Regions from separate parts of the Mus musculus genome. Here regions 2 and 3 are each linked to region 1. A link is a loop called in an ENCODE intact Hi-C map of the cell type or tissue named here. Cell type or tissue: gastrocnemius. All regions are shown on one strand. Links, peaks and the distances in the headings refer to the core of each region. The heading gives the core; the rest is flanking DNA.

Region 1 (7,531 bases), core at 1,434-6,433:
CTAAGGCCAAAGGATCCCCTAAGCTCATGAATTTACAAGCAGCCTGGGAAACATATGGGGACCTGTCTGAAAGACAAAACCAAAGCAAAGATCCACAGTGGAGAGGAACTAGCTGTGGGAGAGCTGAACTGAACATCAGCGTGCATTGTGTCCATCCCTCCTCCTGAGTGTGTACGCCTGTGAAGAGACTGACAGAAATTCTGTATCTTGTCTCTGCTACTTCCAGGAACCTGGAGTGAGGGAACCTGGGAGAATGCTCAGGGTTTCTGAGGGCTGACAGAGCAGGAACACCCTGCTTTTTGAGGTCTGACCTTGGTGACAGTACAGACCACAGGGTTTGACAGTAAAGCCTTGGCAGACTTAAGAACCGAATCTTCATTGTTTAAGTTGGGACCTAGAGGGCTCAGGAAAGAAATCCATCCAAATTTGCTGAAACAATGGCTGGAGGAGAGTCAGGGAAAAGCCACATCCGTGACTTGGCCTCAGGGTCTTCAAACAGCACACTGAGACCAGCTGGGCCAGGTTTAAATTTTAATGACTGTTCAGGCCTAGGCCCCTCATTCACGCCGCTGTCGGGTCCACTGCTCTGGGGTCAGAGTTTTCTGCTCAAAGGCATGGATGTGCGGGAGCTCTTCGGCTAAGCACTCGTTCACCAGCCTGGAGCGAGAGAAGGGAATGGGAAATGAGCGGCCTCAGCTGGAGTGATGGGCTCCGAAGCTAGGGTGACCAAGGAGATCGGAGACGTCTCCAAGAAGTGGGGATTCAAGGAGAGGACAGGAATCCAATCACAAAGGCAGGAGCACCCTCGGGGCTATGGGTCACATCTCCGGGCTTTGGGAATGAGTTGGTCCCACCCATGGCGAGCGGATGCCCGGGCTGCCATCCGGAGCCTGAGGCTTGGCTGGGTGAGAGGCTGGCTCCCGGGGCTCACCGGTGTCTCTGGAGCAGTGGCTTTCCCTCGAACTTAGCCGACACCACCAGGACTCGGAAGCTGGTCGCGCAACGGTTCAGAGTCGTGTCCTCCACCTCCTAGCGGGCAGAAGACCCGGACGATGGAACACGCGCCCAGGAGTCCTTCCCCACCGCCCGCGACCTCTCAGCATCGCACTCACCACATGCTCTGCCTCCAGGTCCTGCCGCAGCTTCTCGCGGAGGTAATCGGCGCTGAGTTCCATAACCACAGCCCGGCGGGGCTACAGCCCAGCGTGCAAAGAACCTCGCCTCGGGTCCCGCCACCTCGCTTTCCGCCCTCACTGCAGCCACTTCCTCCACGCCGCTCACTTCCGCCCTTCCTAGGGCGGCTTCGAAGGCAGCACTTCCGCCTCCTGGCTCCCTTGAATTCCCAGCACTTGGGAGGTTTCCTCCCAACAGTTAGCCAATCCGAGCCGGACTGGAGGGCAGCCAGTCCTGCGGTTCCGCTTGCACACCCTCCTCCTGCCAGCAGGCGGCGCAGCAAGTCGCTCTGCCGGCTTTCCAGGAGTTTGCAGGACCATTCTCCCGTGCTTTTTCCTAAACCAAGGTTTTGCAGTCCTGGCTACCCAGCCCTTTCCGAGGTCCGAGGTCCCAGAAACCACCCCCAACTCTGGCCCTTCAACCCAGAAAGTCCGGATGGACCATGCAGCAAGACCCGGGCGCTTCTTCGGTGTCTACTTGCTCTACTGCCAGAACCCTCGGCATCGGGGCCGCGTTTACGTTGGATTCACTGTCAATCCTGCTCGTCGGGTCCGGCAACACAACGCGGGTCGCAAGAAAGGTGGAGCATGGCGGACCAGCGGGCGAGGACCCTGGTAAGAAGGCGCGGGTGTCTGGTCGGAAGGCTCCGCGTAGGAGGCGGGCCGCTAGGGCAAAGGAGTGACAGAGGCGGGACCGGTTTTTTTTTTTTTTTTTTTTTTAGATCTGGGGCGGTGCTGAGTCCCTGGCCTGCCACCAGAGCAAGCGTAGCAGCGAGGTGGCACCTTATGTATATCAACACTCTGCGATGGCTGGATTAAAATTTGTGATGCTTAATTGGATTACGAGTGCACAAGTTTAGGGCTGCTTTGTAACTCCACTACCAGGGTATCAGACGCCCTCTTCTAATCTCTGCACATACGTACCAAACATTCATGCACATAAATGGATTTAAGAAAAAAAAAAATCAGATACAAAAGCTATGCTATGCAATTAACCTAGGTCCTTATCTTAGGGTTACTATTTTTTAAAATAAAGATTTAAAGATCTATTTATTCATTTTATGTATATGAGTACAGTGTAGCTGCCTTTAGACACGCCAGAAGAGGGAATTGTATGCATCGCAGATGGTTGTGGGCCAGCACGTGGTGGCTGGGAGTTGAACTCATGACCTCTGGAAGAGCAGTCAGTGCTCTCAACCTCTGAGCCATCTCTGCAGCCCCCTAGGGTTACTATTGTTACTATTGTTACTATTGTTGTGATGAGTCACCAGGACCGAAAGCGTACTGGGGAGGAACGCGTTTATTTGGCTTACACTTCCATGTGAATGTGCTTTCATCTCCTCAGATGAAGGGGTGAGAGGAGAGCCGTACCCAAGCTGTGTGAATATATGGCTTGGGCTGAGCCAGAGCGTTTCTTTCTCTGTTCTAACTATCCCTAGGCCTACCCCTGGAAGCTTCTAACCTCTGTACAATCTATTCTTCCAAGATGGCTGATTCAATCCGGCTTCTCTCAGCTTTTGACTGAATTGCTCTGCTTGGCCTCATACTAGCCTTGACAATCTGTTCTAATCTTCTGGCTCCTTCTCATTCTCTGGCTCCTTTTGTCTTCACCGGTGTCTAGCTTGTTCTCTCTACAACCTGTCTCTGTAAAACTTCCCTGACCAAACTTCCATACACATACAGCCCTCCCTTCTCTCTGCTTTTTTTTTTTTTAAGAATTATTTTTTTATTTAATGTATATGAGTACACTGTTGTATCTTCAGACACACCAGAAGAGGGCATCAGATCCCATTACAGATGGTTGTGAGCCACCATGTGGTTTCTGGGATTTGAACTCAGGACCTCTGGAAGAGCAGTCGGGTGCTCTTACCCACTGAGCCATCTCACCAGCCCCCTCTCTCTGCTCTTAAGTAGCTTCTCTTTCCTGTGTTGTTTTCATGTAGGTTGGACATCTGCCCTTTAATTAGATGTCATTTTCAAACATGGCTGCGTCTACAAACTCACCTTACCTTCACTGTAGGGATGAAAGGGCGTGTCTGCGTTCCAGCAAATCATACTGTAGTCCAGGCCGTGTTGGCATTCCAGCCCCATCATATAGACCTGGGCCTTTGGATGTGATTCCTTACCAGAGCAGCCATGTTGCTGGATTAAAATTCCTCTATGTTTCCACTTCACGTTCATCGTTGGAGGAAGTCAGGACAGGAACTCAAACAAGAGCTGATGCAGAGGCGGTGGGACCCAAGGCCACCAACTCAGGGGCTGCACCACTCACAATGGCTGAGCCCTCCCACATCAGTTGTTAATCAGGAAAATGTTCTACAGGCTTGCATGTGTGTGTGTGTGTGTGTGTGTGTGTGTGTGTGTGTGTGTGTGTGTGTGTAGAGCCTGATCTTATGGAAGAATTTTCTCGATTGAGGTTCCCTCTTGTGTCAAGTTGACATAAAACTAGCCAGCACAGTGCCATCAACAGATGAGTGGGTGAAGAAAATGGGACATATACAAGATGCAGATTTTTAGGAACCTTTTATTTTTATGTGGTGTGTGTGTTTTAACTAAATCCTAAGTGCACTGAGCTCAGCAGTACTTGTAGAGGTCAGAAGAGGGCGCCAGACCCCTTGGAATGGGAGTTACAAACTGTTCTGAGCCCAGATGACTGAAGTGCCTCTCCTGCCATTGCAGTTTGATTCAGCCACAACGATGAGTAAAATTATACCAGTTATGAGAAAGTGGATGGAACTGGACATCATCATGTTAAGTGATATAACAGACAAATAGCTCAACTTTTCTCTCATTTGGAATTTAGAGAAAGTGGGAAGAGAACTATTTGGAATGAAAAAGACCAAAAAGAAGGGGGAGGGGTGATTATAATAAGTAATGTCAAAATATATTACACAGGTAGGAGAATATCAATGCAACCTATTATTCTGTACAGTTAATATACAGTAGCAAAATTTGTTTTAAAGACAGGGATCAGGAGATAGGGGCCCTGGTCAACAAGACTGGGGCTAGAGTACAACTTCCAAAGGAGAGGAATCAGGGACGGGGTGAGGAGCCTGAGACTGGCAGATACAGGGTCTTACGCCTCCGTGAAAGATTCAAGTTCTAATGGCCGGGTGTGAAGCGGTGTGGTTGTGCTCTCAGTGTGAACTGGAGCACGGGCCTGGTGGAGGGATTCAGTTTCTATCAGGGTCGAGGTGGGTTGGGGACTCACTGGCCGTGCCCCTCTCCTTCCAAGGGACATGGTGCTGATCATACACGGTTTCCCGTCTGCTGTGGCCGCCCTTCGGGTAAGAAAGGTGTAAGGGCGGGCTAGACTGGTTTATCTAGAGGACCTTACCCAGGACCACCCTGACCTTGTCTTGGGTCGTCCCCTTCTATAGTTTGAATGGGCCTGGCAACATCCTCAAGCTTCACGCCGCCTGACGCACGTGGGGCCGCGCCTGCGCAGCGAGGCTGCCTTTGCCTTCCACTTGCGCGTTCTGGCGCACATGCTTCGAGTTCCTCCGTGGGTGCGCCTTCCTCTAACACTGCGTTGGCTGCGACCTGACTTCCGCCATGAACTCTGTCCAGCGCCACCGGCACACATGCCCATTGCCTTTGGACCACCTCCACCCCAGCCCTTAGTCCCAAAACGACCAGCTGTAAGCGAGGCTGACAGCGAGCGACAGCTGGATCTAGGTACCAAGGCCAGATGCAGTCTGTGTGCGCGTCTGCTGCAGGTAAGGGCACATCGGGGCGGAGACCTGGGACTTTGCCCACCCTGACACATGTCTAATGAGGAGGGCAGTTCTTTCCGAACCTATAGTACCAGCCAGAGGCTGTTCGAGCCTCCGAAAGGACAACCAGCCATCCTGTGAGATCTTCCCTGGTCTCCTTCTGAAGTCACAGCTCTTTCGTGTGCTTCCTGCTTTTTCCCTGTCACTTTTGTGCCTCTGCATGCAGTGTGTTGCTCTCAAGTTACTTCTCATCTGCCATGTTTGACAGGATGAAGAGGGCCCCTTGTGCTGCCCCCACCCTGGTTGTCCCCTAAGGGCCCATATCATCTGCTTGGCAGAGGAGTTCCTGCAGGAAGAGCCCGGGCAGCTTCTGCCCCTAGAGGGACATTGTCCTAGGTGAGTCCTAGTCCTCTTCCCAGCCTGGGGAGAAGGTGCCCACGTGCCAGCCCTGGCTCCCTGAATCCTCACTCTGGCATCTCCACCAACTGCACCTTTGGCAGCTGCAAGAAATCACTACTTTGGGGAAACCTGGTTGGGCAGTGCCACGCGGACACAGAGGAGGAAGAGGATTTGGAGTTAGAGGAGGTGAGAAGTGACTCTGCCCAAACCCCCCCCCCCCCCCCCCCGGTTTTCCTAGACTACCTCTGACCCACTCTTTGCCCTTACAGGAACACTGGACAGACTTGCTGGAGACTTGATCCTAAGTGTCCCCCTGTACCTTTCCTGCTTCTCTCTTCAGTAACTGGCAGCTTTTACTTGAGCACCACACAAAGGCTGGGATAAGGGTACCTTCTGATGTTTTCTCAGAGCTGGGCGGGAAAGGAAGGCGTGAAGTGGAGGCTTTGGCCTAACCATGTGGCCTTGCTTCCTCCCTTACCTTTCTCAGAGGTAACAGCTACTGTCTTCAGTTGCTTTCCCATGGCGATGATTAATGTTGGGACCAGCAACTTGGGGGAGGAGGGGGCTTGTCCCATGTTACACTTCCAGTCCATCAGCGAGGGAAGGTTGGGTGGGAACTCAAAGCAGGAACCTAGAAACCATGCAGGGGGTTGCCTATTGGCGCCATCTCTCTGGCTGGTGCTTCATTCAATCAACACTTATATGACCCAGAACCCCCTGCCTAGGGGTGGCACTGTCCACAGTGGGCTGGGCCTTCTCACATCAATCAGCAATAAAGAAAATGCCCGCACAGATGTGCCCACAGGCAAGTCTGGCTGAGACAGTTTCCCGGTTGAGGAGCCCTCCGAAAATGCAGGGCTGGGTGAAGTTGACAACTGAAACCAAACAAGATAATAATTAGAGGCTCAGAGGGTAGCACCTGTGACTTGGAGCCTCAGTTGGGAGCACAAAGGTCCTTGTGTTCACACATAAGCACCAGGCATCCCTTGGAAAGCTACCAAACTTTTCGACTGGACTCTACCCCCAAGAGTCCATTGATGGGGGCTGGAGAGCCAGCTCAGAGGTTAAGTGGCTGTTCTTGCAGAGGACTCAAATTCAATTCCCAACACCACATGGTCTCTCACAACCACCTACAACTCCAATTCCAAGGGATCCAATGGCATCTTCTGGCTTCTGAGGGACCAGGCAGACTGGTGGTTTACAATGCAGGCAAAACACTCACATAAATAAAATAATAAAGTTAAATTAAAAACAAAAGTTCTAGCCGGGCGTGGTGGCGCACGCCTTTAATCCCAGCACTCGGGAGGCAGAGGCAGGCGGATTTCTGAGTTCGAGGCCAGCCTGGTCTACAAAGTGAGCTCCAGGACAGCCAGGGCTATACAGAGAAACCCTGTCTCGAAAAACCAAAAAAAAAAACCAAAAAAAAAAAAAAAAAAAAAAAAAAAAAAAAAAAAAAAAAAAAACAAAAGTTCTTTAATGGTCTGAATACCTGTGGGATACTGAGAACATAGGATGTTCTACAGGTGAGCTACTGTACAGCCACACGGGTGATCACTGCCCTGAAGACAGACCTGCCTTCCAGGCAGCTACCACTAGCTGGCTCTGTGAGCTCCAGCAGAGTGCTCTTCCCCCAAAGCCTCCTGGTCTTTCTCTTGAAGCCAAGAGCACCTCAAATGGTAGTGGTGTGCTTCTAATGGAGGTGGCTGGCTGTTTCTGCAACATGGAGCTGGGGTGGGGCATCCCAGTGTCAAAGACTGCAGAGGGGATTGCTGCACTGCACAGCTTGCAAGCCTTTCCTGATGACCAGGAGAGTTCCATAACCAGGTCTGTAGTTCCCACCTTGGCAGACACAGCCAAGCCCTCAGCCCCAGTCACTTCCCACTCCCTGCTCTCCAGGTACCACCCGGGTCAGTGAGATACTTGGCATGGTCTATCAGGATGCTGACCTAGAGAAATGTCTCTAGGCTTCCATCTGGTTTCAGGTTCCCTTCCTAGAGCTCAGAAGCCCTGGTGACCCCCTCATGTATGTGAAGAAATAGTAGGAAAATGACCAGGGTCTTGAAGCTCTGGAAAGCACTCCAGCCCTGAGGTTCCTCAAAACTCACTGGCCTGTGTCTCTGGTCCCCCAGAGTTCGCTGGATGAAGGTCAAGGTGAGAGCCAGGGCAGTGCTAGCCAATCCTGGATAGACCCTTGGTCCTGTGCTGCTGAGGTCTCTGCTGTCTCATGGAGTAAGAGGCCATCTG
Region 2 (7,531 bases), core at 1,415-6,414, 190 kb after region 1:
AAGTGGAGGAGACACTCAAGAAAGGGGCTTATCCCCACCAGCACAGGTGGGACTGTCTCTCCAGTGAGGCTCAGGTAGCTCTTGCTGCCAGTGCTGGTGGAGGTTTACATTGTTGCAGAGTTCCATGCTACCTGATGTAGGACAGCAACAGACCTTAGGGCTTCCCCAACCTAAAAGGTTCCGCTAGTAGGCTGTGTTAGTTGATATACAAAATCTTCCCTCTTCCAAGTTGGGAAGTTTTTATTTTATTTCAGTTACTTTTTGTTTTTGACAGGGTCTTGCTATGTATCCTGAACAGCCTGGGACACACAGAGATCTGCCTCCTGAGGGCTGGGATAAAAGCACATATCCCATCACCTGGGAGACAAGGGCAGACAGATCTCTTGAGAGTTCCAGGGTATCCTAGGTTACATAGCAATAAAGGGTGTGGGGGAAGGGGATAGAAGGATTAGAGAGATGGATCAGCTGTTGAGAATGCTTGATGTTCCTAAAAGGAAACCAGGTTTATTCTCAGCACCCATATAGTAACACACAACAGCCTGTAATCACAGTCCTAGGATATATGACACCCTCTTCTGGCCTCTGAAGGTACCACCTGTGTATGCAGTACACAAATATACACACAGAGAAAATTCTCATACACATAAAATAAGAGTAAATAAAATGGAGAGTTAAGACCACTGGAGGCTACAGGATGAGACTAGCCACAACCACAAGGAGCAGCACTGGGCACCAGCTGCTTAAAAATTGTATCTGACTAGCAATCCCAGCATTCAACACAATGAGCCCATATGCCTTACCTAAGACAAGCAAAGAGAGTGGCATCTAGACAGGACAAACTCAGCTAAAACCACTTATCACACAGCCTGAGTGACCTGGATATGGCCCAAGGAGGGCATCAGAGCAGAACAGAAAGAAGTATGTCCTTGGAGATCAATGGTCCTTTGTCTCTACCAAGTCTTAACTGAGTGGAGCAAGTGGTGGCTGTACCAGGCCCTGTCTCAATTTTTTTTTTTTTTGAGACAGGGTTTCTCTGTGTAGCCCTGGCTGTCCCAGAACTCACTCTGTAGACCAGGCTGGCCTTGAACTCAGAAATCCGCCTGCCTCTGCCTCCTGAGTGCTGGGATTAAAGGCGTGCACCACCACGCCCGGACCCTGTCTCAATTTTAAAAACAGATTTCAAATTCAAATGCTCATAGGGAACAACGGCAGCAGGCGGTAAATGGAGAGTGTGGGTCCTGCTTGCCTAACACGTCAATGAAACTCAAGAGGTCTTTTTTTTGTTTTTCGAGACAGGGTTTCTCTGTATAGCCACAACTGTCCTGGAACTCACTCTATAGACCAAGCTGGCCTCGAACTCAAGAAATGCACCTGCCTCTGCCTCCCAAGTGCTGGGATTAAAGGCATGTGCCACCACTGCCTGGCTTGAAGGGGTTTTCCTTAAAGATTTTCTTTTCTTTTTTTTTTTTTTTAAGATTTTATTTTCAATCATCCATGTGTCTGTCTGTGTGAGTTGATGCCAAGTTTGTAGGTACCTATAAAAAACAGAGGCAGTAAACCCTCTGGCGCTTGAGTTGCAGGCAATTATGAGCTGTCTGACATGGGTTCTGGGAATTGAACCCAGGTTCTCTGGAAAACAATACACATTTGTCATGGTTTGAATATGCTTGGCCCAGGGAGTGGCACTATTTGGAGGTGTGGCCTTGTTGGAATAGGTGGAATAGTCACTGTGGGTGTGGGCTTTAAGACCCTCACCCTAGCTGCCTGGAAGTCAGTTTTCCACTAGCAACCTACATGGTATGCATAATGCACTCAAGCACACACATGCCTACGATAAAATTTAAAAATCTGGGAGCTGGAGAGATGGCTCAGTTCCAGAGGACTTGGCTTTGATTCTCAGCAACACAATTGCATGGCTTCTTATCACTGTTAACTCCAGTCCCTGGGACCGGATACCTGCTTCTGGCCTTCAAGACCAACACACATACACACACACACACACTCTACACCAACATACCTGCAAGGCAAACCACCCACACATACATTTTTATTTTGTACACTGCTACCAAATGACCTATTTATCTTTCCCCTGCTCCTATACTTTTTAGGAAGTGTATGCCGACTCTCACCTGACCCACTGGCCTCAGACTAAATATTTGAGGATGACTTTAAATTAATTCCATTTTTCCGCTTATGATGGGTTATTAATCTGAAGTGTAGATTTGGACTCATCTGTACTGCTATATTCAATTTCTTAGTGTCTACCCAATCCTAGATTTAATTTTTGGATTATGTTATCAATAAAGGGATTTTAGGTTAACATTCCATGACAAAGTCTGGCTGTGCTGATTTATGTCTGAATCATAGCACTCAGAAGGCAGACAGATCTCTGTGAGTTTTAAGACCACCATGGTATACACAAGGAGTTAAAAGCCAGCTACAGCTATAGAGTGAGGATTTCAGGCTCCAATCAAGCTCCATTTTTTCGTATGTCCTGTCAGATCCATTTCGTCTGTATAGAAATCCATTTTCCTGCCCTCTGTGTTTTACCAAGTACCTTTGCTCAAATTATATAAATCTTCCACTAGCTTGAGCTTTGAGTGGCTTAGTTACCCAAAGCATGGACTTTTCCATCAACTTTTCCTTTTGAAACAGGGTCTGCCCAGCTGACCTGATATTTATTATACAATGCAGGATAGCCTCAAACTTTTGATCCTCCTACCTTCCCTTCCTAGTACTGGAATTAAAGTTCTGAAGCACCATAGCTGCCCTAATTTTGAATGAGGGCTGCCTTAATAGGCAAGCACTATACCACGGTTTTCTAACCGTGTCTTGCTATGCAGCTGGATTCTGTAATATACTCTTAGTCAGTCTGGCTTTCAGACGGCTTGTATTGCTACTGTTCAGGGGGTCGCTCTCCCTGAAAGAATCACTGAATTTCAATTTAGAATTGGGCACATTTGTTGGGATGCACATATGCTCAGAATAGTCATTCTGACGCTCATTAATATTTTAAAGCAGTTAAGATGGAGAGCAGCACCTTTAAAAACCCACCTGCCTTAAGTTACCTGTACTAGGTTTTTCCAGTCCTAGGGATTTTTTTTTTTCTCTTGCTCCCGAGACTCCGCCCACCGGTCACCCAGTGGCGGAAGAACCTCACGCTACGACGTGACACCTCACACCACCGCGGAGACTTTCTGACGTTACGCTGGCGGCGTGGGAGGGGCGGGTCCGCCGGCACTTCCCCTTCCCGGCTTTGGCCCCGCCCACCCTCGTTGTGAAGCAACCGCGGCCGCCAGCATTTAAGGTGGCTCAGAACCTAGAGGTGCGCTAAGCGCCTGCGCGGCTCCTTTTCCGCCCCAGGGGCTAGGCCGGTCGGAGCCACGGCTCGAGCCTCTCCTCTGTTCCGGAACTAACCGCCTGGCGGCGCTCCCCGCGCCCCTCCCCCGCCGGCGCTTCCGCCCGCGCTCCTCCCTCTCCTTCTCCAGCGACGCGCACGCGCGCCAGGCCGGCTCGCGCCCTCTCGCTGTCCACCGGCCCGCGAGATCCCCCCTCCCCTTCCGCCTCGCGGCGCTTCCTCGCGCCGCCGTCTTCTCGATCCACCCCTGACACCGCGGGGCTCCCCCCGCCCGCCAACGGCGGGTCCCCTGCTTGGCGATCTCTTTCGCTTCCCGCGCTCTCCAGCAGGGGCCCGGCCCCAGGCCCTCTTTCCCTTCCCTCTTATTTCTCTTCCGGACGCTGCCATCATGTTGAAGCCTCAGCCGCCACAACAGACCTCCCAACCCCAGCAGCCGCCCCCCACGCAACAGGCCGTGGCTCGCCGGTCTCCCGGCGGGACCAGCCCTCCCAACGGCGGCCTCCCGGGACCGCTGACCGCCACCGCGGCTCCCCCGGGGCCTCCCGCAGCGGTCTCTCCGTGCCTGGGGCCTGCAGCCGCTGCCGGCAGCGGACTTCGCCGCGGAGCCGAAAGCATCTTAGCGGCGTCAGCGCCGCCGCAGCATCAAGAAAGGCCAGGGGCAGTGGCTATCGGCAGCGTCAGGTGAGGACGGGGCTTCCTGGCTAGGGAGAGCCCGGGAGGCAGCGCCCCGGCTTGGAGCTGTTGAGGGGGCTCTTGGGGGCCCAGGACCCCGTGAAGGAGGGGGTGGACCCTCGTGCCAACAGGTCGGAGAGAAAGCTCTCCGGGAGGTCTCCAGGAGCCTGGGGGCAGCGCTCGGCTCTCTGGGCCTAGTCACCTCTTGGGGGTCTGGGCCCTGAGGGGAGGCGGGGCGCATCCCGCCAGCTCCGTCGGCAAAGGGTGTTGGGGGGGTTGAGGAGGTGATGGGGTCCCTAGCTCCATTACCACGAAGGATCTCGCGGTCCCCGGCTTCAGCCAATGGGGAGTCAGCTGCATGAAGGGGTCCCCGACTGTAGCCAATGGGGGGGGGGCGCGCGGCCCACAGTTTGGCCAATGGGGAGGGAGGGACTTGGGAGCGGATTGTTCCCTCCTCTTCCCGGTGTAGCCAGTGAGAGGGGGACGGGGTGGGCGGGGGCGCGGAAGCAGCGGCTACTGGGAAGACTGCGGGCTGGGAAGCTCCTGCGCGCGCGCTCCCCGGGCGTACGTGCGCGCGGATGCTGTCTTATGACTCGGGCATTGGCTTGCCCCGGTAACACGTAGAGCAGAGGCGGAGGAGGGAGGGGTTATTTGGAGGGTTTAGGGGCGTTTGGTGTCGGTGAGTGGGGAGTGGGTGCCCTCGGTTTTTCTCGGTGTGTCAATGCGATAGAAAGAGGCACTGGACGCAGGCGCAGTGGCTTCTGTTCTAGAGCGGGTGGTGGAGCGCGATGGGCTGTAGTGCGCAGGCGCAGACCGGGCGAGGCATCCCGGTGGATGGTTTTTGCGGCTGCGCGGTCCCCCAGCCCAGCCAACGGCCCCCTCCTCGCCCTCCTCAACTGCCGGTTACATCAGCCGTCGAGGAGCTGTGTTACCTGGCGTTTGGGGATCCCTTCAGAGTGGGTAACAGGCTGAATGAAAATAATGAGGGCGAAAGGGTGGGGTGTGGAGAATATACTTCTCCTGGGATTTGGAATCCAAGGCTCCTGAAAGCTTTTTTTCCTTTGGGAGGTAATGTGTCTAAGCTCAGAGGTGCTGCGTTTGGGATGCCCGGGCTTTCGCCTTCACAGCTGAAGTGTGCTGTTGGTTTAATACTATAGCAGTGGTTTATCGGAAGAGTGAAGGACTGTCCCTTAGAGGAAGTCAGGTTGTATTGCACTGACTGTTAGGAACATTTGACAGCTATTGTTTATTGAATATTTTGTTGACTTTTTTAAAATCTTGAATTCGGAGAAAATGTTTTAGCAGTTAATGCCTACTTTCTTCTTTAATGTGAGAACTTGAAAAGTCTTGCTTGTTAATCAGTCTATAGCCTAAATCAGCAAGTTGACCTGGTACATTGGTCTAGGGTTCACTACTAATTAAAACTATTTCTCTCTTTCTTTTTTAATAGGGGACAGACCACCGGAAAGGGACCCCCACAGTCACCCGTGAGTGCCTTCTTTTCCTCCTGTAAAGACACTCGGAAGACAGACAGTGTGGGACAATCTGAGAAGAGAGTATTCACCTGCTGCCCTTTACTTTTTTCTCGTGTGACAGGTGTTTGAAGGTGTCTATAACAATTCCAGGATGCTGCATTTCCTGACAGCTGTAGTGGTAAGTAACAGCTTTAACCTGGGTGTCTGAGGAATATGCTGTTTCAGTTTCTTAAAATGACTAAATGGTTCACCTTGCTAGGGTTCTACTTGTGACGTAAAGGTGAAAAATGGCACCACTTACGAGGGCATTTTCAAGACTCTGAGCTCAAAGGTCAGTGTACTCAAATTAGGAATTTCTGAAGCTGTGAAGGAGAGTGAGATTGAGAGTGTGTGTTGGGTGACAGCGGGCAGTTTTGAGGCTTTTGCTAAGTTCTCTGGTTGACATTGGGAAATACAGAGTGACATGGGCATTTGACGTTGAAAGACTAGAAAGCTTTAAGAGCGAATCCATCTTCTCCCTCTGATACTGACCCTGCCATGTTGGACTGGGGCTTTTGTAGTTTGAACTGGCAGTTGACGCGGTGCATCGGAAAGCATCTGAGCCAGCAGGTGGGCCTCGCCGGGAAGACATTGTGGACACCATGGTGTTTAAACCAAGCGACGTTCTGCTTGTCCACTTCCGAAATGTTGACTTCAATTATGCTACTAAAGGTATCGCTCTGAACTGTTGTGTCAAGAAGCTGACGAGAGCTAGCCCGCAGGTTGAACACGTTGACTTGATTTACTTTTCAGTAGAGGTGACTTGAGTTCTTGAGCACATAGCTTGATGCCTGATAGAGTCGAGTGAATGTGTCTAGCGGTGTAGGTACTCCTTTTTTCATGTTTTCAAGTTTAGCTTTTAGATTAGATTGGGGCTTTGTTTTTCTGTTGAGGAAGGAAGGGTCTTTGTATATATGGCTAGCCTCCTTAGACTGGCAGAGATCAAATTGCCTCTGCTTCTGAGTGCTCGCATTACCAGCATTCACCACCCCATCTAGATAGACCTGTTTCAATAGTTCTCCCTGCTCCCATAAACTAAATCTGGTGTTTCTTAGTTTCATTTTGTTAAACTGCATGGGGTGGGGAGTAAGGATGAGAAGTGGGCCCATCACCTGACTCTGTTGCTCCCCTCTGCCAACAGATAAGTTCACTGACTCAGCCATTGCCATGAACTCTAAGGTGAATGGAGAACACAAAGAGAAGGTGCTTCAACGTTGGGAGGGCGGTGACAGCAACAGTGACGACTACGATCTGGAATCCGATATGGTATGTTCTCCCTTCCTGAGAACAGGCGGGCTGAGTTGTGGTCAACATGGGTTGCTGATGTGGACGTTCATTATTTTCTGTTGGGCTATGTTTGTTCACTTTTGTTTTGAGGTTGTTCTTGGTCAGTTTTCCCATCCTCTGCATTGAAAACCATTAAAGTTTCTCCGTGGCAGCACTTGTAATTGTAGTAAAAAGTATAAGGTGGGCATAGTATAACCCATACCTCTAATCCAGCCTTGGGGAAGTTGTAGCAGAAGAATTGTGAAGTCCTGGACAATCTGGGCTACATAACAAAAAGTCTTTAAAGAAAAGCAGAGGAGAGAAATGGAGGTGTATAGGAGGACTATTGTATATATCCATGCTTCTTCATTCTGTTTCTTCGATGAGCTTAGAGTTCTAAATTAGTCTGACAAGGTGGGTCAGATAAAGGTGCTTGCCACCAAGCCAAGTGGTGAAAAGGAACAGATTCTCGCAGATCGTCCTCAGACTTTCACATACCTACAATCCCACAGGAACAGGTCCACATTACGGATGGTTGTGAGCCGCCACCATGTGGTTGTTAGGATTTGAACTCAGGACCTTCAGAAGAGCAGTCAGTCTCTTAATCACTGAGCCATCTCTCCAGCCCCCCGAGGGTTTTTTATTTTTATTTTTTATTTATTTTTAAGCCAACGCATGTATATAGAGAGCCATGATAGCACCTGTAATTGCAGAGTTTAGA
Region 3 (7,531 bases), core at 1,415-6,414, 150 kb after region 1:
CCAACAGCTGGGGCTACCGTCCCTCCCCCAGTAAATAACCCAGTGTCTACTGTCTGGAGTCTACTCAGTCTTCCAGTCTCCTCCAAAGGACTTGGGTGGGTCACTTCTTTGGCTCAGCTATCTGCAACACACATGGTTTGTTTTCTAGGCTCCTGCTGCCTCCATTTAATGACTACTGCTGTTCTTGGTGGTCATCTCACCACACTGGGATCTCCAAAATGCTGGGGTCTTCTGCTGCAACTGGGAAGCACCTTTACCAATAGCATCTTCAGGGCTTTCTTCATGGTGCCAGGCCTCAACTTCTCTGCATGACTCCCTCAATCCTAGGCCTTCAACTGTCACTGAAGCTGCACCTTCACCAATGGCCTTCCCTAGCCTCTCACAGTGCCGAGCCTTAGCTGCTCTCCATGTCCCCTTCATGCCTTCAAAACCAGTGCCACCAGGGTGATTTACACATGACCAAGGAAGTTTTGCTGACAGCTTGAGGTACAACCTTGGCTGCCTCTGGAACACAACTTCTGTGTGCTGGCTCTCAGGAAATATTTCCCAGAGTTCAGCTCAGTGATGCTCCTCCTCCTCCTCTTCTTCCTCCTCCTTTTCTTCTCTTTTCTTTCCCCCTCCTCTTCTACCTCTTCCTCTTTCTCCTTTTCCTTCTTCGTCTTTTTTTTTTTTAAGATAGGGTTTCTCTGTGTAGTCCTGGCTGTCCTAAAACTCACTCTGTAGACCAGGCTGGCCTCAAACACAGATCTGCCTATGTCTGCTTCCCAAGTGCTGGATTTAAAGGTGTGCACCACCATGGCTCATCTGCCATGGTCTCACTGCTAATTTCTTAGCCCTGGCTGACGAGCATCAATTGTCCCAGGAAAGCAGAGGTTTTGCTTCAGTGGTGCTGGTCTCTTGTTAATCACAGCTAATTCTTCAGCCTCAGCTGACCACAACCACAGATTCTCAATTAAAAATAGCAGTTGACCCTCCTGACAGACTCTTTAAGGAACTCTCAAACTTCTCTCTAGAACTTCACAAGGCAGGCTTCCACCTTCTTCTACATTGCTTCTGCCTCCCAAGTGTGGGATTAAAGGCATGTGCCACCATGCACAGCTCTGCCCTCAACACTCTTATCTTCCAAGCTCCCACAGAACAGTTCACTAAGCTTTGAACACTCAATGGCTTTTCTAGCCCAAAGTTCTAAAGTCCTACCTCAATCCTCCCCAAACCCAGGATGTCAGGCCCATCACTGCTATACTCTCATGGTAGCAAAGTCTATCGTAGTCAGGGTTCTCTAGAGAAACTGCACTGATAGAATAGGATTTATTAGAATGGCTTACAGGCTGTATAGGTAAGCTAGTCCAAAATGGTGATCTACCAACAGAAGGTCCAAGAATCCAATGGTTGTCCAGTCTGTGAGGCTGGCTGTCTCAGCTGCTCTTCAGTATATGCCAGAATTGTCAAGATGTAGGCTCTAATGCCATTGAAGGAATGGACTTGCCATTGAGAGTGAGAGCAAGCAGGTGAATTGAGAGCAAGTCTCCTTCTTCGGTGTAATTTATAAAAGCTGCCAGCAGAAGCTGTGGCACAAGTTTGAGATGGGCTCTTTCAATCTCAAAAGATACAAATTAAAAGTGGGGTCATCATTGTACAGAGCTGCTTGTGTTTTAGTTAATTCCAGATGTAGTCATGCTGACATCCAAGACTCTCCATCATACGGAGCTGCATCTCCACAAGCCCATGCCTTCTTTGATATCACACACGCCCTTCCCTGGAAGCCTAAGAAAATAGCCTTGTCTTTCTCTGCTCTGGTGATTGCAGAGCCTAAACTTAGAAGATGGGGAGATGCTGATACTGATAGAAGTATCAGTCCCTTACACAAGCCTTTCCTGCAAATGAGGAAAATTCAGATTTTGGCAAAAATGTGTAAGGTGGACTCCGCCTGGCTTGAAGTTGTGACTGCACAGTGTGAGAACCTCCCTCCGGAGACAAAAACCCTTTGGCTGGGAACAAAAGAGATGGTTCAGCACTTACTAGCACTGGCTGTTCTCTGCTTCAAGTCCCAGCACACATGGCAGCTCACAACACCTGTAACTCCAGTTTCCAGGGATAGGATGCTGTCTTCTGGCCTCCTCAGACACTGTATGCGCATGGTACATAGACAGTACGAGCAGGCAAACACTCATAAACATAAAATAAATGAAATTATTACGAAATCCTAACACCAAGGGAACAGACTGTAAAAAAGAATTTTACAGCTTCAGCAGTGTCCATAACCCCCTCACAGCTGCAGCAGTGTCTCTCAGCCCTCACAGCTGCAGCAGTGTCTCTCACCCCTCACAGCTGCAGCAGTGTCTCTCACCCCTCACAGCTGCAGCAGTGTCTATAACCCCCTCACAGCTGCATCAGTGTCTATATCCACCTAACAGCTGCAGCAGTGTCTATCACCACCTAACAGCTGCAGCAGTATCTCTCACCCCTCACAGCTGCAGCAGTGTCTCTCAGCCCTCACAGCTGCAGCAGTGTCTCTCACCCCTCACAGCTGCAGCAGTGTCTCTCACCCCTCACAGCTGCAGCAGTGTCTATACCCCCTCACAGCTGCAGCAGTGTCTCTCACCCCTCACAGCTGCAGCAGTGTCTATAAACCCCTTCACAGCTGCAGCAGTGTCTTTCAGCCCTCACAGCTGCAGCAGCGTCTATCACCCCCTCACAGCTGCAGCAGTGTCTCTCACCCCTCACAGCTGCAGCAGTGTCTATAACCCCCTCACAGCTGCAGCAGTGTCTCTCACCCCTCACAGCTGCAGCAGTGTCTATCACCACCTAACAGCTGCAGCAGTGTCTCTCACCCCTCACAGCTGCAGCAGTGTCTATAATCCCCTCACAGCTGCAGCAGTGTCTATCACCACCTAACAGCTGCAGCAGTGTCTCTCACCCCTCACAGCTGCAGCAGCATCTATCACCCCCTCACAGCTGCAGCAGTGTCTACACACTCCTCCCTCCCTGGAATTCACCTGCCTCTTTACAGCCCTCCAAGGAACAGTGGGAGGACATGGATCATCCACAGCCCTTGTTCCTTGTCTTATTTCCACTGCAGGATCTTAGATGTGTAGCCCAGCCTCTGCCTCCTTCAGCAAATCCTACTGGCATGCACCACTACAACCAGCACCACTGCAGGATCTTACGCACAGTAAAACACATTTCGACACTGGTGGTGCACGCCTTTAATACCAACATTTGGAAAGCAGAGGCCAGTTGATCTTTGACTTTGAGGCCAGCATGGTCTGCAGAGTGAGTTCCACGACAGCCAGGGCTACACAGAAAGACTGTGTCCCGAAAAACAAACAAGATAGATTTAGGGACTAGAGATTCCTCAATGGTTAGGAGTGTGTATTGCTTTTCTAGAGGACTTGAGTTTGGTTCTTAGCACTTACATCAAGTGGTTCACAACTACCTGTAAAACCAGCTCCAGGGAGACCCAGTGCCTCTGAACTTCACCTGCCATTTCCACCCATATACACAGAATTAAAAGTAAACATTTTTAAAAGTTTATTTATGTGTATGAGTGCTTTGCTTATGTGTGTGTAAGGGCACTGTGTTTGTGCTTGATACTCACAGAGGCTACAAGAGGGTGTTGAATCCCCTGGAGTTACAGTCAGTTAACAGTTACAGTGGGTATGAAGTACCACGTGGGCCCTGAGAACTGAAACCAGGTCTTCTGTAAGAACAGCAAGTATTTTTTGCTGCTGAGCCATCTCCCCAACTCCCAAAATAATTCTAAACAACCAGACAGATTTTTTTCGACTCTGTAATTAAGAGCACGTGGTGATGTGAATAGGTATGGCTGCCAAAGACTCATGTGTTTCAAAACTTGGCAACGGGCACTACTAGGCCTTGTTGGAGGAAGTGTGTCACTATAGGGAGGGGCTTCGAGGTCTCCTCTGCTTGAGCTACTCCCAGTATGGTACACAATCTCCTTCTGCTGCCTGTGAATCAAGATGTAGAACTCTCAGCTCCTTCTCCAGCACCATGTCTGCCTGCACACCACCATGTCCTGCCATGATGATAATGGACTAAACCTCTGAAACTGTAAGCCAGTTCAATGTTTTCTTTATAAGGGTTGCAGTGGTCTTCACAGCAATAGAATCCTAACTAAGACAGAGTACCTGTTGCTCTTGCAGCAGATCCAGGTTCAGTTCTCAGCACCCACAACTGGCTCCCTCTTCTGGTCTCTGTAAACACTGCATGCATATGGTTCACTTAATACATACCAGGGCAAAAACACTCATACATATAGAACAAAATGTTTAATTTTTGAGAAAAGCTCTCATTATGTAGCTTTGGCTGGCCTGGAACCCCACTGTAGGCCAGGCAGGCTGTGAACTCAGAAATCAGCCTGCTTCTGTCTCCCCAATGCTGGGACTAAAGGCATGTGCAAAATAAAAAAAAAAAACAAAAGCAAAGCAAAACAACTCCAAAACAGATTTTAGGTACATTTTCTGATGATTCTGAATGATATTTTGGAGCATGTCAAATTTTGGTTCAAATTTATGAACTAATATGGACATAATGTTTCTAAGCCAGACTTGACAGCTACTAAAATAATACTCTACATTCTTTTTTTTTTTTTTTTTTTTTTTTTTTTTTTCTGTTTTTGGTTTTTCGAGACAGAGTTTCCTGTGTAGTCCTGGCTGTCCTGGAACTCACTTTGTAGACCAGGCTGGCCTCGAACTCAGAAATCCGCCCGCCTCTGCCTCCCGAGTGCTGGGATTAAAGGCATGCGCTACCACGCCCGGCCCTACATGCTTCTAATAGACTAAATCTCAGAAACTGTAAGCCTCAATTAAATGCTTTCTTTTAGGAGTTGTTATGGTCATGGTTTCTCTGCACAGCAACAGAACATTGGCTAAGACGTAGAGACAACTCCTTATTGGTTCCCTTAGCAATCTGTCGAGTAGCCAGACTGCTGTCCTGGGTAAGTCTAGTTACTGCTCTGTGGCAGCTCTTCCCCTTCAGCGGACACCCACAAACACCCTACTAAGACATTTTCTGTGACTCCCTACCTAACCACGATCGCTCGCTCACCTGAATAGTGAGTTTATACCAAAGAAGTGCCACACCATGCTCTCCCCCTCCTTACCTGCATCCTAGCTGGGAATCAGAGAGCCCGGCTGCAGCAGGCTCTTTCTGTAAACCCCTCATCATCAGAGCTACAGCGGACTTCCGTTCCTGCCCCACAGGCTCTGCGCTCTTGAGACCCCATCATGCCTCCAGTGCCGGGCCTGAACCCTGTTCAGAGCCTCTATCTTGCTGTCGACCCTCTCTCTATATGTCCATAGTGTTAATAACTCTTCCAACAAACTCCTTAGTCCTCGGTTATCTGTCGTTGTCTCTGTCCTCTTTCACACCCACCACTAACAGGATCCCCCTTCACTGAAAAGAAGGATTATATGTTGGGTATTTCCCTTCTTCCCGGAGCTGTCTCTATATTTCAAGTTTCCAGGATAACTGTCTCTGGACCAGCTAAGAAGAGCAGCGCTAGGTCACGCGGCTTGGTTCAGGACCGTACACGTTGGGAGGACACACAACTTTACCTCTGGCCTTGGGGCTCCAGGACCCTTGTCCCTCTTGCTCTTTTCCACTTGTTCATCAGTGCACCTCATGGGTGCCATTCAGTCTCAACTCCCTAGGGCCTCTTCTCTTACACGGCTTTTACAATAATCTCAATATGCTTTGTCCCGGCAGAGTGTCTAGCCAGAGTCTTAGTGCTCCTCCTAAAAGGCTTTCAAATAAGTCTGAAAGTATTCAAAGAAAACAGATACACAGTAGCAGCAAATGGTATTCCCTTACTTTTTCCAGCCTCCCCGCGACTCCCCAAACCTTTTATTAAGCTGTTCCTCCCCTTTGCCCGGGCTGCTTTTTCTATTTAAAAAAAAAAAAAATTCTACCATTGTCGGTTGCCTCTGCCCTGACTCTCTCCGGTACCGACCGACTGGCACTAACTCCCTGGAGTGCACACTTCTCCGCGCCGGTGCCTATCAAGGAGGCTTAAGGACAAGGCTCAGCCTCTCCAAAATGCTGTTTTCGGGGTACAAACCTGCCCGCTATTCACCGCAGCCTTGCTTTCCGACTGCCTTGGGTTCCTCCGCTCCGATCACGCCGCCCTCCCTCAACAGCCAGGTCACCAGCGTTCTGGGTTAGGCTCTCCCACTGCGCCTTCCCGGCACCGCACCGCCGGCATTGTGGTCAGCGCGCCCGCTCCTCCCGGTGCTCGTTTCCGGGGCTAAGGCCCCTCCTGTCCGATGCCCGCCGTTTTCATCCAAGCCGCACAACGCATGCCAAGGATTTAAAGCAGGTTCCTACTGTAAGCATGTTATAAACTCGCTTCCTGGCTAGCAACTGTCACACGATTTGTAGTCCATCTTTCTACGTGTTATGTTTAACTTTGTTTGTAAAGGTTGGTTTAAGGAACTGGAGAGAAGGCTCAAGTGAATTAGAGCGCTGGGCACCCATGCAGAGAAACTGGGTTAGGTTCCCAGCACCCACATGGCACTTGACAACCATCTGTGACTCCAGTTCTAGGGCACCCCACACCCTGACTTCTACCAGAGCTAGGTGGTACAGAGACATACATGCAGGCAACACGCTCATATACATATAAAAAGAAAGAAAGAAAAGAAAAGGTAAGTTAAATGAAACCTATTACTTCTAAACTGGCACCTAAATATAACTTAGTGATTTTTTTTTCAATGTTAATCTCCTAAGTTTGCATCTGACAGAAGTTTTCATTTGCCTAACTTTTGGTATTTCAGAACTTATGTCCTGGGCTTTTATTTGAATCACATAGTTTTATTCAAGAAGTTGTTTTCAAATTCTAAGAGCAACCAGCAATTAAAGGGTTAATGTGCAATGTTGTCTTAGCCTTGTAAGTAACAAGATCATTTACAGCCCTTACTGTAAATGTCACTTGGGATTTATTCAATGTTATGTCTTCATCTGCTCATATGACAGGCACCAACATAAGTGATTTTACCTAGATGGATTGCTTTGTTTTGTTTTGTTTTGTTTTGTTTTCTTTGTTTTCCTAGACAGGGTTTTCTTTGTAGCCCTGGCTGTCCTGGAACTCACTCTGTAGACCAGGCTGGCCTGGAACTCAGAAATCCACCTGCCTCTGCTTCCTGAGTGCTGGGTGCCTCATCACAGCCTGGCTTGTATATATGTTTTTGAGGGGGTTGTTTGTTTGTTTGTTTCCCCAGAGACAGGGTTTCTCTGTGTAGCCCTGGTTGTCCTGGAGTTTTTTTTGTAGACCAGGCTGGCTTTGAACTCAGAAATCCACCTGCCTCTAGCTTCAAGTAGTCCTAGGATTACAGGTGTGTGCCACCACTGCCTGGTTCAGGATGATTACTTTTGTTTGTTTGTTTGTTTGTTTGTTTGTTTTTATGTGCATTGCTGTTTTACCTACACATATGTCTGTCTGTATGGGGGTGTCAGATCCTCTGCAGTTACAGACAGCTTCGGCTGCCATGTGAATGCTAGGGTTGAACCGGGG

Evidence for each region. A loop is a pair of places that touch in the nucleus more often than their neighbours do. Peaks named below come from ENCODE experiments on the same cell type or tissue, not always from the same donor. Only the 100,000 strongest peaks of a DNase experiment are listed, where the experiment ranks them.
Region 2: a loop joins it to region 1, with 2.1 times the contacts of the local background. A loop is called at or near these places in 1 of 42 quality-filtered maps.
Region 3: it touches region 1 in a loop (7-fold over the local background); 1 of 42 quality-filtered maps calls a loop at or near these places.

What each region holds. Positions count from the first base shown.
Region 1 is chr7:126,689,681-126,697,211 of GRCm38, reverse strand. It overlaps Slx1b (SLX1 structure-specific endonuclease subunit homolog B (S. cerevisiae)), which reads left to right and starts at 1,429. Exons shown (of 6, transcript NM_029420.4): 1 at 1,429-1,787; 2 at 4,408-4,459; 3 at 4,553-4,891; 4 at 5,157-5,284; 5 at 5,389-5,473; 6 at 5,557-7,531. The coding sequence starts at 1,609. The coding sequence ends at 5,586. It overlaps Bola2 (bolA-like 2 (E. coli)), which reads right to left and starts at 1,212. Exons shown (of 3, transcript NM_175103.3): 1 at 1,113-1,212; 2 at 932-1,029; 3 at 519-657. The coding sequence starts at 1,175. The coding sequence ends at 558. It also overlaps a transcript of Sult1a1 not described here. In gastrocnemius, for the core only: CTCF peaks have their summits at 1,436 (motif pointing right) and 3,760 (motif pointing right); DNase peaks (open chromatin) are centred at 1,754 and 3,770; H3K4me3 peaks cover 1,427 bases; H3K27ac peaks cover 1,617 bases.
Region 2 is chr7:126,499,408-126,506,938 of GRCm38, reverse strand. It overlaps Atxn2l (ataxin 2-like), which reads left to right and starts at 3,502. Exons shown (of 22, transcript NM_001361487.1): 1 at 3,502-4,039; 2 at 5,481-5,517; 3 at 5,627-5,683; 4 at 5,765-5,836; 5 at 6,066-6,216; 6 at 6,686-6,810. The coding sequence starts at 3,747. 4930456A14Rik (a long non-coding RNA gene) reads right to left here and starts at 4,505. Exons shown (of 3, transcript XR_869939.3): 1 at 4,340-4,505. In gastrocnemius, for the core only: a CTCF peak has its summit at 3,419; DNase peaks (open chromatin) are centred at 1,897, 3,328, 4,437 and 4,795; H3K4me3 peaks cover 3,421 bases; H3K27ac peaks cover 3,050 bases.
Region 3 is chr7:126,534,697-126,542,227 of GRCm38, reverse strand. No RefSeq gene overlaps it. Among named protein-coding and RNA genes, the nearest start is that of Gm24596, 26 kb to the left of the region's middle. In gastrocnemius, for the core only: a CTCF peak has its summit at 4,212 (motif pointing left); no DNase peak of the experiment used is centred there; H3K4me3 peaks cover 937 bases.